Regions from separate parts of the Homo sapiens genome. Here region 1 is linked to region 2. A link is a loop called in an ENCODE intact Hi-C map of the cell type or tissue named here. Cell type or tissue: Calu3. All regions are shown on one strand. Each heading gives the region's core, and the rest is flanking DNA. Links, peaks and the distances in the headings are about the cores only.

Region 1 (8,347 bases), core at 74-8,073, 330 kb before region 2:
CCTGGAGATTCAACTCAGACTCAACCTCCTCTGGAAAGTCTTCTCTGAAATTTCCAGATTATATTAGCTGCCTATTCTCTGAGGCCTCATCACACTTCATTTATACTAATATTATAGCCATTCACAAGCCACATTGTAATAATTTGCTTACACCTTTTGCCCTATATATTATGAAATCCTTGAAGACATGGATTATGTGTTTATTTTTGTATCCACAACATCTAAAATAATGTCTTTCACATAAGAAACACTATGTAGAAAATCTGAAACAATTAACCAAAAAAACCCCTCCTGGAACTAATAAGCAATTATAACAAAGTTTCAGGATGCAAGTTTAATAAACAAAAGCTAAATAAACTCTTACCATATGATCCAGCAATCATGCTCCTTGGTAATTAACCAATGAATTGAAAACTTAGGTCCACACAAAAATCTGCACATGGATATTTGCAGCAGCTTTACTCATAATTGCCAACACTTGAAAAGAACCAAGAGATCCTCAGAAGGTGAGTGGATAAATGAACTATGGTATATCAGACAATGGAATATTATTCAACATGAAAAGATAATGAGCTATCAAGCCTTGAAAAGACAAGGAAGAAACTTAAATGCATATTACTAAGTGAAAGGAGCCAATCTGTGAAAAGCTACATACTGTGCTTCTAACTATATGACATTCTGGGAAAGGTAAGACCATAAAGACAGTTAAAAGATCAGTGGTTGACAGGGATTGGCAGGAGAAAAGGGTGAATAGGCAGAGCACAGAGAATTTCTCAGACAGTAAAACTATTCTGTAGGTACTACAGTGATGGATATGTCATTATACATTTGTCAAAACCTATTGAATATACAACATCAAGAGTGAACCCTCATGTAAACCATGAGCTTTGTGTGTAATGATGTGTCAATGTAGGTTTATCAACTGTAACACGTGTACTCTGGTAGTAGGGGTGTAAGGCATGTGTGGGGACAGGGAATATATGGGAACTCTGTACTTTCTGCTGTTTGTGAAACTAAAACTGCTCTAAGAAATAAAGTTTATTAATTAAAAAACTGTAAAGCCTTATATGAAGATAAGATGTCAGTCAACATTATATACAAATTGTCAAAGTCATTTAAAATATGCCATTTAAATTCTATGACTTAGTGGTTGCCTTTTATTTTTTGCATGGTACCAACCAAAACAAATTAGATATAAGAAAAAGCAAACTAAGGACTTCATATAATGCATTATAATATTGTGTTGTATCACATACAATGCTGTCAATTTCCCTATTTGATATATAAATATTTGCTTTATTTTAGACGGTTTCAGTACAATACAAAATACAGATATATTCTATTTGATTAAATTGTGATGGCATATATTGGTAGATATTCATTCAAAGGCTGAACATTTAATAATGAAAAAAACTACTGGAAAGTAATTAAGGAAGTTGCTAATCAGTTCATTAATTAAGTATATCTGCTGCACATTATACAGAAACAAATTAAAAAGGATTCTGTGCTAGCCAGAAATTCCCTCTCAAATGTAGTCAAAAGAGAAGATTAAAAACAAACAAAATGAAAACAAAACTGAGTGAATTATTTCTATGGGAAATTGCAATTTGATATATACCATTTATCCTTATGGTACCTTTTAAGCTACATAATATACAATACAAAAATTGAGTTTAAATATATAGTACACATACAGTTAATATCTGTTGGTTTAAAATCATTATTCATTAATGTCTGATATCATTAGAAACAGAGTTTTACAGTTAAATGAACTTAGATGCAATTTTATTTGAACTCCTCTCTGAATTCAGGAAACTAGTACCCACAGTTAAGCAACAAATCAGCAGAAACCAGCAGGAAAGTGTCTCACAGAAGGCTTTCTTATTTGAAAGCAAAATAAATTAACAATAAGTAAAAACCAGTTTACTGAGTTTGCGCATAAATGGCCTCAGACAATTAAAAGATTGAGATTCAAGAAAGGATGTGGTTCTTATATTTTTTTTTTCTTTTTTTGAAAAATTCCACCCTCACTTTGGCCCTCCAGCTTCCTCCTTACCCCCTTTTTTGTTCTTATATAATTTAAACTTTCAACTGCATGATAAAGAACGTAAGGAAAAATTACATTTCTATTTTAGTAGGTTCTAGATGATCAATCAGTTGCTTGGATTTTGAAGAGTCAAAATTTTGATAAATGGGGACATATTTTTATCAAGTTTAGCACTCCGTTAAACAAGAAAGCATTTATTCTATGTTTTTACAAGTGTTTTTTTTTTCAGTAAGGATATTTACACTTATTTGAAGATCATCCATTATTTGTATAACTTTTACAAAATGCAGATTCCTGAAGTTAGGAATAGAATTAAAAATGGACAAATATACTTGTGTACAAACAGCAAATAGAGTTGATTTCAGAAGCTAATGAACGTTAGACACTGGGTTATTTGTGTACCTCCTAGAATGTGAGGTTTGAGTGGTTTCATACCTGTTCTGAAGCTTTCATTATTGATTTAGCTGTGAATGGTATTCAGTCAGCTGGTAATAAATGAGTAATATCACCCAGCAATATGGCAGTTTTGATATGGTCAAAAGCTAGACATACCTGTGGTCCTTCCAAATCAAAGAGTACTTCTAATGTTATAAGATTGATTATTTGATTTTTGGACTTCTCCTCAAGAATGAGAAAGCTCCATGTTTTTATATATGAAATAAGACTCGTTTATGTGAATGTAGAGAATTTAGCATGTCAATTACAAAGAATCTGACTTCTCTGCAAGCTGAGAACAATATGTGATATGGTTTGGCTCTGTGTCCCCACCCAAATCTCATGTCAAATTGTAATACTCAGTGTTGGAGGAGGGGCCTGGTGGGATGTGATTGGATCTTGGGGGCAGATTCCCCCTTGCTGTTCTCGTGATAGTGAGTTCTCATGAGATCTGGTTGTTTAAAAGTGTGTAGCACTTCCCTCTTTGCTCTCTCTCTCCTGCTGCACCATGTGAAGATGTGCCTGCTTCCCCTTCACCTTCCACCATGATTGTAAGTTTCCTGAGGCCTCCCTAGCCATGCTTCCTGTATAGCCTGTGGAACCATGAGTCAACTAAACCTCTTTTCTTCATAAATTACCGAGTTGCATGTAGTTCCTTATAGCAATGCTAGAACGGACTAATACAACATGTTTTACCATTGTTTTCATACAATGCTTTGGGGATATATGAAGATGCAGGGAAATGTCATGGTAGAAGTAATAGCACAATTTTTTGAAAAGCTTGGGTTAGTAAGACTCATTACAAATATTCTGGATCCATTTTTGGCTAAATGAAGAGGAAAATTTTACCAACTGATGGCCATTTGATGACCTGCATGGAAAGAATTAGTAGGCTCAGGAGAGTATACAGTTGAGAGAAGTGATCACATCACAAAATGTGACATAATTCTTTGGCACTAACTGGCATCCTAGGCATGGAGAGTGAATTACATTCTCAACTCTGAATTTCCCCCTCTAGATTACCCATGTGGCTCACCAGAGGGCAGTGTGCAGTAATCAACTCTTTTGCTTCCTGCATTGGATGTCTCCTATGGAAAAACCAATGTCAAATAATCAGAACCAGACAACAGGCAAGACAATAGGTTATGAAAGTTGTTTATTAGATTTGTTGTACTGTGCCCTGTACATGGAATTCTTAACATTGAAAAATTAACCAATTACCGCATGAGAGATCATGTAATAAGGTTTTAGTGAATTCTGTATAATAGTTTCAATTTTATGACAATGATTTTGGCATTGCTGAGGTCAAGTGTCTCTTTTAGACTTAAAAATGTATAATATCCACTGGTCGATAAATTGCCTTGCTTCACATATCTCACACCTGAATTCTCAAGAGTTTCCAGTATTGCATACAGATTTATTCAGTGAATATTAATCGAACAATTAGAATGTGGGATATAACAAGATAAAGTACCTATAAATCCTGCTTACAAGAAACTTGAAATCTATCAAGGGATTAAAGTGTAAATGAAAATTAATACACTATCAAAATTACATAAAGTGGGAGTTACATATAAAATACTAAGAGAATTCAGTGAAGGAAAAGATAAAGGCATTTGGAAAGGGTTCAAAATTTGAGCTGAGTCTCACAGGTGAGGCAGAAAGCATTTGGACATATTGAGAGTAATGAAAGCACATGCCAAATAAAGAAAACATCATGGATGCACAAAATTAAAGGACCTAGACGGTTAGGGTATATGAAAGGTAGTAGTGGGAAATAATGCTAAAGAGTCATAGAGTGAATATGTCTTTGAGTGTACTGAATACCAGCCATACTCCAAAAACTGAACTGACAACAGGAAGTTGTTATAGGAGTAAAAGATCAGCTTCAGCATTTTGTACTAAAAAAATTGATATAGCAGTTTTTTTGTGGGATGGACTGATAAATAAGCTCCCAAAGGTAGGGAGATCTGTTAAAAAGGTATCTCATTAATCCTGTAGGCTTTGAGATTGAATAAAGAAGGCAAGCAAGGGATTCTGTAAAAGTAGAATTGGTATGAGTAAAAACTAAGTAGATGTGGGTGGGGTAAAGAGAGAAAGAAGTCAAAACATAGTCTGAGGTTTTGAGCTGATGTAGGAGGACGATGACTTCATTCATTGAAATACAGGACCCAGGCGAAGGAGATTTGGGAAAGAAATTGGTGTGTTTACCAAAAATCTTAAATAAAAAAATCCTAGTCAAAATCTTTATGAAGCTAAATAGTTTCTTATCTTTTCATCTTTTATAAATTAATTCAGATGTATTTGGAGGGCTCATTATTCTTGATACCTTCAAAAGTCTACAGAAGCAACATTTTGTTTACTAAAATGTTTTGCAATTGTTAAAAGTGAAAATCAGAGGGCTATATTGTTCACTTAAGCTTAACAGAGTTGAATTACATTGTCACAATAAATGGGAGGAGCTGCAAGGTGTCCTCCCACCACTGAGGAAAATAAGGCTTGTTAAACTTAGCTGTTATTAAAAATGTAAATGTACCCTAATTTTAGCAAATGGAAAGTTTCTGCTTAACACAGAGACAATTGCAACCTTTCTCTTATGTAATCATGTTCTATATGTTTTTCTTTCTAATAAAAAAAGAACATTTGAAGGAATCAGTAATAATCCTATTGAAGAAAGAAAGAATAAAATGTAACTCCCTGATAAAAACATCTTTTATGTACTAACTGAAAATGGCTGTGATGGAGCCCCGTTAGGCTCAAATATATTGTAATATTTTTCCCTAACTTGGTTAACAATTACAAAACCCAGAGACCAATCTGTCAAAGAAACTTTTCCAAGCTGAAGCATCTGCTTTTGTGGCAATTTTTTCAATCAATTGTATAGAAAGTTTTGGAGTTGTCTTGAGTTCATCTGTTAATTTGTCTACTCAAATTAAGTATATGACATTATAAGTAGCATAGACTTATTTCTTGGTCACCAAAAAACAAAATCTAGTAGCATATTTTTGCCACATGAGTTTTATAATCATATCTTTCTTGGCCCCTGAAACACCTACTAAACAGATATCTCTTGTCCACAGTTATAGACCCTATAGCTTGAATTTTTTTTCTGTGTAAACGACAGAGGAGTCCTCTACATATTAATCCTGTTCTCTCCACCCTGCCCTCATACCTATATAATTATTTAGAACAAAAATAGCCTCTAGTATTGATGCGCTATTGTGCTTTATATTTTAATGTGTGTCTGGACAAATTCTAATTGAAAGGCTTTATGCAATTTATCAGAGTCACTTTGCTTGGTCACCTACTTGTGCTAACGCATTCATGATTTCAGCACCCTCAGGACATCAGGTGAACTTTTAGAAGATGAGACCACCACATTGTACTGTGATTGCCTCCTCTCTTGTTAATATACCCCTACAGAATTTAAGCCATCTGAGGCGAAGGACAGTGTCTACTTTAGGAGTTTGTCTGAATGCCTGAACCCTTTAGAAAACAAGGAGGGAGTGAAAAGTTTATCTTGGGCCAAGACTTCTGACAGTAGGAAAATTCAAAACATTGGCTGGTATCCTAAAGGGAAGTCAAGGGAGTACTAGGGAAATTAGATTATAATTATTATCTGAAAATTGAAAAGCATAAGAGAATTAAAAATCTCTAGTTTTTATTTCCTTAAATATCTATCTAATATATCTGCATGTATTTTTGTATGAAAGCATGTGTTTATTTTTTCATTTAATTGTGATAAAGTATATCTAACAAAATTTATTTTCTTAACCATTTTTAAGTGTACACTTCAGTGGCATTATGTACATTCACATTGTTGTGCAACCATCACCACCATGTCTCCAGAACTCCCTTTACCTTGCAAAACTGAAACTCGTACCCATTCAATAACTCTCCTTTCCCCCCATCCCACCAGCCCCTAGCAGCCATCATTCCACTGTCTGTCTTTATCAATATGACTACTCTACATTCTTCATGTAAGTGAAATTATATAGTATTTGTCTCTTTCTGACTGGCTTATTTCACCTAGCAGAATGTCCTCAAGGTTCATCCACATTTTAGTAAGTGTCAGATTTTCTTCCTTTTTTAAGGCTGAATAACATTCTGTTGTATGCATACACCACATTTTGTTTATCCATTCCTCCATCCATCAGTGACACTTGGGTTGTTTCCACCTTTTGGCTCTTGTGGATAATGCTGCTATGTACATGGGTGTGCAAGGATCTCTTCAAGACCGTGCTTTTAATTCTTTGGCGTATATACCCAGAAGTAGAATTGTTAGATCATGTGGTTATTCTTTTTTTTTTTTTTTGAGTCGGAGTCTTGCTCTGTCGCCCAGGCTGGAGTGCAGTGGTGCGTTCTCGGCTCACTGCAAGCTCCACCTCCCAGATTCACGCCATTCTCCTGCCTCAGCTTCCCAAGTAGCTGGGACTACAGGCGCCCGCCACCACGCCCGGCTAATTTTTTGTATTTTTTAGTGGAGACGGGGTTTCACCGTGTTAGCCAGGATGGTCTCGATCTCCTGACCTCGTGATCTGCCCACCTCGGCCTCCCAAAGTGCTGGGATTACAGGCGTGAGCCACTGCGCCTGGCCAGTTATTGTTTTTTAATTTTTTTGATGAATCACTATACTATTTTCCATAGTGACTGCACCATTTTATCTTTCCACCAACAGTGCTCATTTTATCGGCATCCTCACCAACACTTACTCTGTTTTTTTGATAGTAGCCATCCTAATGAGTGTGAAGTGGTATCTCCATGTAGTTTTGATTTGCATTAACCTAATGATTAGTGACATTGAACATCTTTTTATGGTCTTATTGGTCATTTGTATATCTTCTTTGGAGAAATATCTATCTATTCAGGACCCTGGCTCATTTTTAAATTGAGTTGGTTTTTTTTGTTGTTAAGTTGTAGTTCTTTACATATACTAGATACTAACCCCTTATCAGATATATGATTCACAAATATTTTTCTCCCATTCCATGGGTTGTCTTTTCACTCTGTTGAATGTGTCCTTTGATACACAAAGTTTTAAACTTTGATGTAGTCCAAATTTATCGTTTTTTTCTTTTTTTGCATGTGTTTTGGTATCATATCCAAGAAAGCATTGCCACCTCCAATATCATGAAGCGTCTCTGTTTCTGCTAAGAGTTTTATAGGTTTAGCTTTTACATTAGGTCTTTGACCCATTTTGAGTTAATTTTATATAAGATATAAGGTGTCTTAGTCCACTTAGTGTTGCTATAACAGAATACCTTACAATGTAAGGCAACGTAATTTACACAGAAAAGAGGATTATTTAACTCATAATTCTGGTATGCTAGCAAGTTCAAGATTGGGCAGCTGCATCTGGTGAGGGCCTCAGGCTGAAGAGAAGTGGGGCAAAGATATCACATAGCAAGAGAGTTAGCAAGAGAGAGAAACCAAGGAAGCCAGACCGTGTTTAACAACCTGCTCTCTCAGGAACCAATTCATTCCCATGAGCAGGAGGACTCACTCACTCCCTCAGGAAGGCATTAATCCATTCATGAGGGATTAGTCCCCATGACCCAAACATCTCCCACTAGGCCTCACTTCCCACCACTGCTATGTTGGGGATTAAATTTCAAAATGAGTTCTGGTGGGGACAAATCACATCCAAACCATAACATAGGGTAAGTTTCCAACTTCATTCTTTTGCATGTGGATATCCAGTTTTTGCAACATCTTTTGTTGAAAGGACTGTTCTTTCCCATTTAATGGTTTTGACACCCTTGTTGAAAATCATTTGACCATATATCCAAGAGTTTATTTCTGGGCTCTCTATTCTGTTCCATTGGTCTATTTATCTGTCTTTATGCCAATACCACAGTTTTAATT
Region 2 (8,347 bases), core at 16-8,015:
CGACACAGAAGAGGCCTTCGATAAAATTCAATATTGCTTCATTTAAAAACTCTCAATAAACTAGGTGTTGAAGTAACATACCTCAAAATATTAAGAGCCATTTATGACAAACTCACAGCCAACATCATACTGAATGGGCAAAGGTGGAAGCATTCCCCTTGAAAAGCGGTACAAGACAAGGACGCCCTCTCTCACCACTCCTCTTCAACATAGTATTGGAAGTGCTGGCCAGGGCAATCAGCAAGAGAAAGAAATAAAGGATATTCAAATAGGAAGAGAGGAGGTCAAATTATCTTTGTTTGCAGATGACATGATCCTACATCCAGAAAACCCATCATCTCAGCCCAGAAGCTTCTTAAGCTGATAAGCAACTTCAGCAAAGTCTCAGGATACAAAATCAATGTGCAAATATCACAAGCATTCCTATACACCAACAATAGACAAGCAGAGAGCCAAATCATGAATGAACTCCCATTCACAATTGCTACAAAGAGAATAAAATACATAGAAATACAGCTAACAAGGGAAGTGAAGGACCTCTTCAAGGAGAACTGCAAACCACTGCTCAAGGAAATCAGAGAAGACACAAACAAATGGAAAAACATTCCATGCTCAAGGATAGGAAGAATGAATATTGGGAAAATGGCCATACTGCACAAAGTAATTTATAGAGTCAGTGCTATTCCCATTAAACTACCACTGACATACTTCACAGAATTAAAAGAAACGATTTAAAAATTCATATGGAACCAAAAAAGAGCCCTAATAGCCAAGACAATCCTAAGGAAAAAGAAAAAAGCTGGAGGCATCACACTGCCTGACTTCAAACTATACTACAAGGTGCCAGTAACCAAAACAGCATGGTACTTGTACAAAACAGACACATAGACCAGATGTGGAACAGAATAGAGAACTCAGAAATAAGACTGCACACCTACAACCATCTGATCTTTGACAAACCTGACAAAAACAAGCAATGGGGAAAGGATTCCCTATTTAATAAATGGTGCTAGGAGAATTGGCTAGCCATATGCAGAAAATTGAAACTGGACCCCTTCCTTACACCTAATACAAAAATTAACTCAAGATGAATTCAAGACTTAAATGTAAAACCCAAAGCTATAAAAACCCTGGAAGAAAATCTAGGCAATACTGTCAGGACATAGGCACAGGCAAAAATTTCATAGCAAAAACACCAAAAGCAATTGCAACAAAAGCAAAAATTGACAAATGGGATCTAATTAAACTAAAGAGCTTCTGCGCAGCAAAGGAAACTATCATCAGAGCAAACAAACAACCTACAGAATGGGAGAAAAATTTTGCAATCTATCCATCTGACAAAAGTCTGATATCCAGTCTACAAAACACTTAAACAAATGTACAGGAAAGAAAAAAACATTAAAAAGTGGGCAAAGGACATGAACAGACACTTCTCAAAAGAAGACATACATGCAGCCAAAAAACATATTTAAAAAAGCTCAATATCACTGATCATCAGAGAAATGCAAATCAAAACCACAATGAGATACCACCTCACACCAGTCAGAATGGCAAGTATTAAAAAATCAAGAAACGACAGTTGCTGGTGAGGCTGCGGAGAGATAGGAACACTTTCACACTGTTATTGGGAATGTAAATTAGTTCAACTGTTGTGGAAGACAGTGTGGCGATTCCTCAAAGATCTAGAACCAGAAATGCCATCTGACCCAGCAATTCTATTACTGGATATGTACCCAAAGGAATATAAATCATACTATTATAAAGATACATGCATGCCTATGTTCATTATGACACTATTCACAATAGCAAAGACATGGAATCAACCCAAATGCCCATCAATGATAGACTGGATAAAGAAAATGTGGTCCATATACACCATGGAATACTATGCAGCAATAAAAAGGAATGAGATCATGTCTTTTGCGGGGACATGGATGGAGCTGGAAGCCATTATCCTCAGCAAACTAACTCAGGAACAGAAAACCAAACACTACATGTTCTCACTTATAAGTGGGAGCTGAACGATGAGAACACATGGACACAGGAGGGGAATAACACACACTGGGGCATGGCAGGAAGGGGCCGGGGGAGGGAGAGCATCAGGGAAAATAGCTAATGCATGCTGGGCTTAATACCTGTGATGAGTTGATAGGTGTAGCAAAGCGCCGTGGCACACATTTACCTACGTACAAAACCTGCGCATCCTGCACATGTACCCCTGAACTTAACATTTTTTTAAAAAAAGAAAAAAAATCAGAATTTCAAATAAAATATCAAGTCTCTTAATTTTCAACCAACAAGGCTTGCAGTAATAAATTGGGACTCTGAGAGGCCACTGTCCAGCCCTGGAGTGCTTCTTTCTTTAGCGCAAGTAATACCACTGGGCTTGACATAAGGCTTTACAAGTCTACATTAACAAATCTCATTCTCCCACAACCACATTTTACTGATAATGAAATTAGTGCTAAGCTGTTAAAAGATTTGCCTAGTATCCCATGACCAATCACTGTTAGACCCAAAGCTGGAATCCAGATCCTTTGATGGTAGATGTGGAGTAGAAAGAAATGGACTTTGGAGTCCATCTGACCTGGGTTCAAATCCCAGTTTTGCCCTTAAACTGTGTAATTTTCTAAAGTTACTCGATCTGGCCAAGCTTTGGTTTTCCCCTCTGTAGAAAGAAGACAAAGGTCTTCCGTACAATTATGGAATAAGGATTGAGAGCCTATGTGCAAAGTGCCTGGTGCTCAGTGGGTTCTGCTGAAAAGACACATTCCCTCCCCACCTTGCGGTTCAAGGTCACCTGCAGCCCATCACAGAAGGATCACATAGAGCGATCACCTGGAGAAGCCTTCAGACTGGGAAGAGACGTTCACTTCATCTGGCAGCTGTAAGTGGTCAAAAAGCAAGACCATATGTCTCTCCACCTGTCCCCACTGGCCTTTCTCCTAAGGGACGAAATCGAAGAGAACTCTGGGTTTTGGCTTCCTGGATGGTTTATTAGGGCTGTAGAAGGACTTCAAGATGATTCTCATAAAAGCTGTTTTCCTTGTGATTAAGTTGTGTTTGCCTGTTAACTATGTGGTAAACAAACCCTCCACTCCCCCCTTATGGTTATAGCGTAGCCGCCTGTTAATTGGGACTTGGAGGGTAGCGGGCTGGCAAGGCTGCCCGGGACAGGAAGCCAAGAAGCCCAATTTGGTTATCAGTTCTGTTGACATGAGCTGAGCTGTATGTGGTTGTGCGGTGTGTCCAGCAGGTCTAGCTTGGGGTTTTCCCAGCTATGAAAGACCTGCTGTTTGAAACACTTGGACTGTAGTCAAACAAGGGATTCGGATCAGGGCTCCGGATCAGGGCTGTCGCTGCCGTCAGCCCCATCAGCTCTGCGAGCATGGTTTCCCTCTTGGGCAGGGGGAAAGGCAAGCCAAACATGTCTGATCCTATACTTGGTTCAGGGCTGAGGGGAGAAGGCAAGGCAAGGAATGAAACAGGCTGCACCTGGAGCTAATCTGCCCTCCTTAACACCCCACCACAACCTCATCAGGGACAGAAAAAATAAAAAATCCCTTTCCCTGCAAAAGGCATGAGAAGCACTGAAACCCTCTCCCTCTGTGTCACTTATCAGAACTGAACTCAGACAGACTTAATCCCTGAAACAAGACTGCCAGAGGATCAAATGGGTGGGAGAGGCTTGCTGGGAAATTCCTCCCAGCCCGTGGATACATGAGTTGGGAAGAAATTGGGGCAGTTCCCAGTGTAACTTGCTACCCCTCCCCCAGGAGCAATCACTGTCAAAAATGATTTATCTTAAACATTTTTTAATTATTTTAGCCAATGGGGTGTGTATGTGTGTGTATGTTACAGAGAGAGAGAAGAGTATGTGTGTGTTTTTAATCATTTGCGGTTAAGTCTGAGTTCACAAGAGCCTGAGTTCAGTAGCGTCCAACCGCCAAACCCACACCCAAATATTTTGTAGATAACAGAAGAGCCATTGCCGGGTTATGCTCGTGTGTACACAGACAAGCTTTGTGGTGGTGTGGCGAGGACCCTGAAGTGGGAGTTGGGATGCGAAGCTTCTGCAACAAGGGCTGCCACATGTGATTCAGCTGCATCTCAAGAAACAAGGTTTTGAGGAAATTCCATGAAAACCATTCCCTCTTCTTCCTAGTAATTGAGTATAATGAAGCACCTAATGGGTACTGTTATGGAGTTAAGTGCTGATGAACAGGGGTAGCATTTATTATTAGGTTTAGGGTTGTTGGGGTTTTTTGTTTTTGTTTTTTGAGGCAGGGTGTCAGTCTGTCACCCAGGCTGGAGTGCAGTGGTGTGATCACAGCTCACAGCAGTCTCCACTCCCCCGGCTCACGCGATCCTCTCATCTCAGCCTCCCAAGTAACTGGGCCTACAAGCACGCACCACTATGCCCAATTAATTTTTGTATTTTTTTTTTTGTGGAGACGGGGTTTCACCATGTTGCCCAGGCTGGTCTCAAGCAATCCACCCGCCTCGGCCTCCCGAAGTGCTGGAATTACAGGCGTGAGCCACCATGCTTCACCTACGGTTATTCTTACAACTCCACATGAAGTGCTCACAAGACTGGAAGCAATTATGCCAAGATGTTAACTGTGGTTAATTCTGGATGGTGGGAATATGAGGGTGCGTTATTTTCTCCTTAAACTTTTCTACAGTTTAGACATTTCTACAAATACATAATTTTAAATGCTTGCTAAATGAATGAATAAATGAACCCAGGTAGGAATGGAAATAGGTCTAGCTCCTGATTTCAAAATTGCTCTTATTCCTGAAGAGAATAATTGCAAGCATCTGTTTATGTGGGATTTGTGTGTGTGTGTGTGTGTGTGTGTGTGTGTGTGTGTGTTTACTTTCTAATTTTTTTTTTTTTTAGGATAGTTGAAGAATGAAAAACAAGAGGCAGTGTATTGGGAACAGCAGATAGTGGGGAAAAGAGATTGAAAATTTGTGGAGAGAGGAGACGAAAGCCAGATAAGAACCACTTAGCTTTAATAAGTGGCTTCCTTTGAGAAACATGGAAGGTTCCAGATGGGCAACAGAAGAGCTTGGCTGGTCGTGTTCACATGTAAAAAGGTTTCCACCATGTAAGACAACATTTGCCAGAATGTAAACACCACCAGTCTAGGGATCCTATTTGTTCACTGCTCAATCATCTGTGTCTAGAGTAGTGTCTGGTACATGAAACATGTTTCAATCAATAATTTTTAGATGATGAGTGAATCCATTGTCTTTGAATCCAAAGAGAAGAGGAAGCCAGGCACAGTGGCTCACACCTGTAATCCCAGCACTTTGGGAAGCCGAGACGGGCAGATCACCTGAGGTCATAAGTCCCAGACCAGTCTGGCCAACATAAAGAAACCCCATCTCTACTAAAAATACAAAAATTAGCCAGGCGTGGTGGTGCATGCCTGTAGTCCCAGCTACTCAGGAGGCTGAGGCAGGAAAATCACTTGAACCTGAGAGGTGGAGGTTGCAGTGAGCCGAGATCACACCACTGCACTCCAGCCTGGGTGACAGAGTAAGAAACTGCCTCAAAATAAAATAAAATAAATAGAAGAGGAAACGGCTTTCAAGTAACAAATTGTATGATTTAGATAAGAGACAGATAGAAAATATTTCTGACTGTGAAGAATTTGAAACATTTTTAAGGGTATCAATGCCAGCGGTGGGATTTCTAACCCCTGGAACTTTATAAGAAAAGAGATCATCAAAAATATGTATTATTGTAGTAGTAATAATGTTAGAAAGTCCTATACACAAGTCAAAGAGGTTCCTATATTCCTTTATTTGCTCTTATTTTGGTTTAAAAGACATGCTAAGGCTGTCTTGACCATTTCCCAAAAACTAAGGCAACTAATGAGTGTTTCATTGCAAACTGTTTCTCCCCTCAACCCACAGTTGTCAAATGGCTCCAGGTTAAACGTTTATTGTAATGAACTTGACATAATTATTTAAGCTCTACACAAACTATATAGGACCACGTAAGGCTTCATGATCTCTTTAGTCAGTAGAATGTGGTCAGTTATGAGTAAAGGTAAAACCATACAAAAGCTAAGCTGTCAAAAATATGATTGAGAGATTGAAAATAAATGCACCTGGTCACATGGCTTCCTAGACCATGGGATACACAAGGACACTCTGTAGTGACCTTCTGGTGTGTTTCTTCTTACTTGAAAGTTCTTGCCTGAGCAGTTCAAGTTCGAGGGGCTGTCTACAATGGGCATGAGGCCTGCTGTTATGTCTTCAGTAGTCCCCAGGCCCTCACTTTGAAGTGATGACTCACAAAGAATATTTTGTCAGGCCGACTGGGTCGTAAAAATATTAAGTGTGGTTTTAAGCAGTAAAGGTTTTTATTATCATGCTCACTTCCTGTCATGAAGCCTTGCATTAAATTGTACTTTAAAAGGGATTAATGACCTGCCTGCTATGTTTCACAAGAAATTTATTATTATAAATATTCTAGAAGCATTGATAGTAACACTAGGGTTCATTTTTTAAAAATTGGAGGTGCTCAGAAAATGTTCACTGAACTGAATTTGCAGCATATTAAACAAAAAAGCATGATAGTGTATTGGGGTGAGAATTCAAGAATTTGTTTTAATCCAGAAGTTGTCAGACTTTATCCATCATCGTGGAATTGTTGACGCTATCATCAGAATGGGACACATTCCTTGCTTAGACCTCTCATACCTCAGCAGGGCAAGGTACCTTGTTTCAGCTGGTTGTAGCCCAAGATGATTATCCCCCTCCTTCTAGGACACTCAGCTGACAAGACTGACTGAACCCCCTTTCAGTGTCATTGTCTTTTAAAAATCTAACAAGAAAAATCATCACTTCCTATCTTGGTTGTAATTCAGTAAGACTTACAATTTGCCAACTGTATTATCTCGCCAGCCACCAAGCCACTTTTCTTCTTTGCTGAATTTGGTTTACCACTTTCAGGCCACGTTATCCTAAGCAATTTCTGGCTTCTTAGAAGCAGGGCTTAGGGGCCCACTTTCAGATCCACAAACTGAAGTCATTTTAGTGCCTGCCTCATTTAATCTTTCTTTAGTTTCAATACTTGTCTCTCATATTCTCTAGCTTGTTCAGCTTCCTCTTCTGCAAAATGAGGATGATACTGTAGATTGCTTAAGCTAACGAAGATAAATACTGTTTCACATAATTTGCTAAATGCCAAGTATTTTGAAAACAGCTAAAATAGTCTGCATGTATTGTAATTCTCAGGCCCTAACTTTGGCAGCATTTCAAAGGTGACATTTCCATTTGTATTGTTAGAAAGGACTAAACATGTACATTTGATTGGCAGGGTTTAGAAAAAGATCTGGTACAGATATGTTCCTCATTAAATTCATATTGCATTATTATACCTCTGCAGAAAAGCTATGTAAAAGGCCTTCCAGAAGAGGGCAATGTTTCTGAGGTTAATTTGGCTAATAAATTTTCCAAACACCAAATATTCACACTAACTCCACATTATTTATTCAAAAGCCCTCTCATGCTGAAGTCTGAGAACTGATGACTTTAGGAAAACATTGGATTTGTACTGATTCCTCTTATAAATATTACTGTAATTTTCCTTTTCTTGAGAAATCTGAAACTATTCTATCTGATGTTTGACATAAGTCTTCTTTGGGGCCTAAAGTTTCTGGGAAATGTCTTTGTGCCATGCCAGAGTCTTGGTTTAATTGTGCTGACAGTTCACAAACTTTTAAGACTGGCTTGCCTCTTGAGACTGAAATATTGATGTTATTTTAGATGGGTGCTTGGCTGCAAAGATTACCATTTGATCTGCAAAGAGAAGGACTTAGAAAACACACTTGAGGCCGGGTGCGGTGGCTCACGCCTGTAATCCTAGCACTTTGGGAGGCTGAGGTGAATGCATTGTTAGAGCTCGGGAGTTCAAGACCAGCCTGGACAGCATGAAGAAACCCTTTCTTTACTAAAAATACAAACATTAGCTGGGCATGGTGCTATGTGCCTGTAGTCCCAGCTACTCAGGAGGCTGAGGCACGAGAATTGCTTGAACCCCAGAGGCAGAGGTTACTGTGAGCCAAGACTGTGCCACTGCACTGCAGCGTGGGCAACAGAGTGAATCTCTGTCTCAAAAAAAAAAAAAAATAGAAAAGAAAAGAAAACATACTTGATTGTTCTTCCCTTTCTCAAATGCTAAGTCAAGCTGATCCTGAAGCTATGGTTCATAAATTACTATGGTGACTACCCTGCAGTGTGAGAGACAGGACCCTGAGTCCTCACAGGAATCTGGAGTGAAGAACTAAACTTTTTCCCCACTGAAAACAGCACGGTTATCTCAGGG

Evidence for each region. Hi-C counts contacts between places; a loop is a spot of excess contacts. Peaks named below come from ENCODE experiments on the same cell type or tissue, not always from the same donor. Only the 100,000 strongest peaks of a DNase experiment are listed, where the experiment ranks them.
Region 1: it touches region 2 in a loop (2.2-fold over the local background); 4 of 110 quality-filtered maps call a loop at or near these places.

Annotation. Positions count from the first base shown.
Region 1 is chr12:28,167,803-28,176,149 of GRCh38, reverse strand. No RefSeq gene overlaps it. Among named protein-coding and RNA genes, the nearest start is that of CCDC91, 18 kb to the left of the region's middle. In Calu3, for the core only: a CTCF peak has its summit at 3,496 (motif pointing right); a DNase peak (open chromatin) is centred at 3,519.
Region 2 is chr12:27,839,485-27,847,831 of GRCh38, reverse strand. No RefSeq gene overlaps it. Among named protein-coding and RNA genes, the nearest start is that of MANSC4, 63 kb to the right of the region's middle. In Calu3, for the core only: no CTCF peak of the experiment used is centred there; DNase peaks (open chromatin) are centred at 3,291 and 3,861.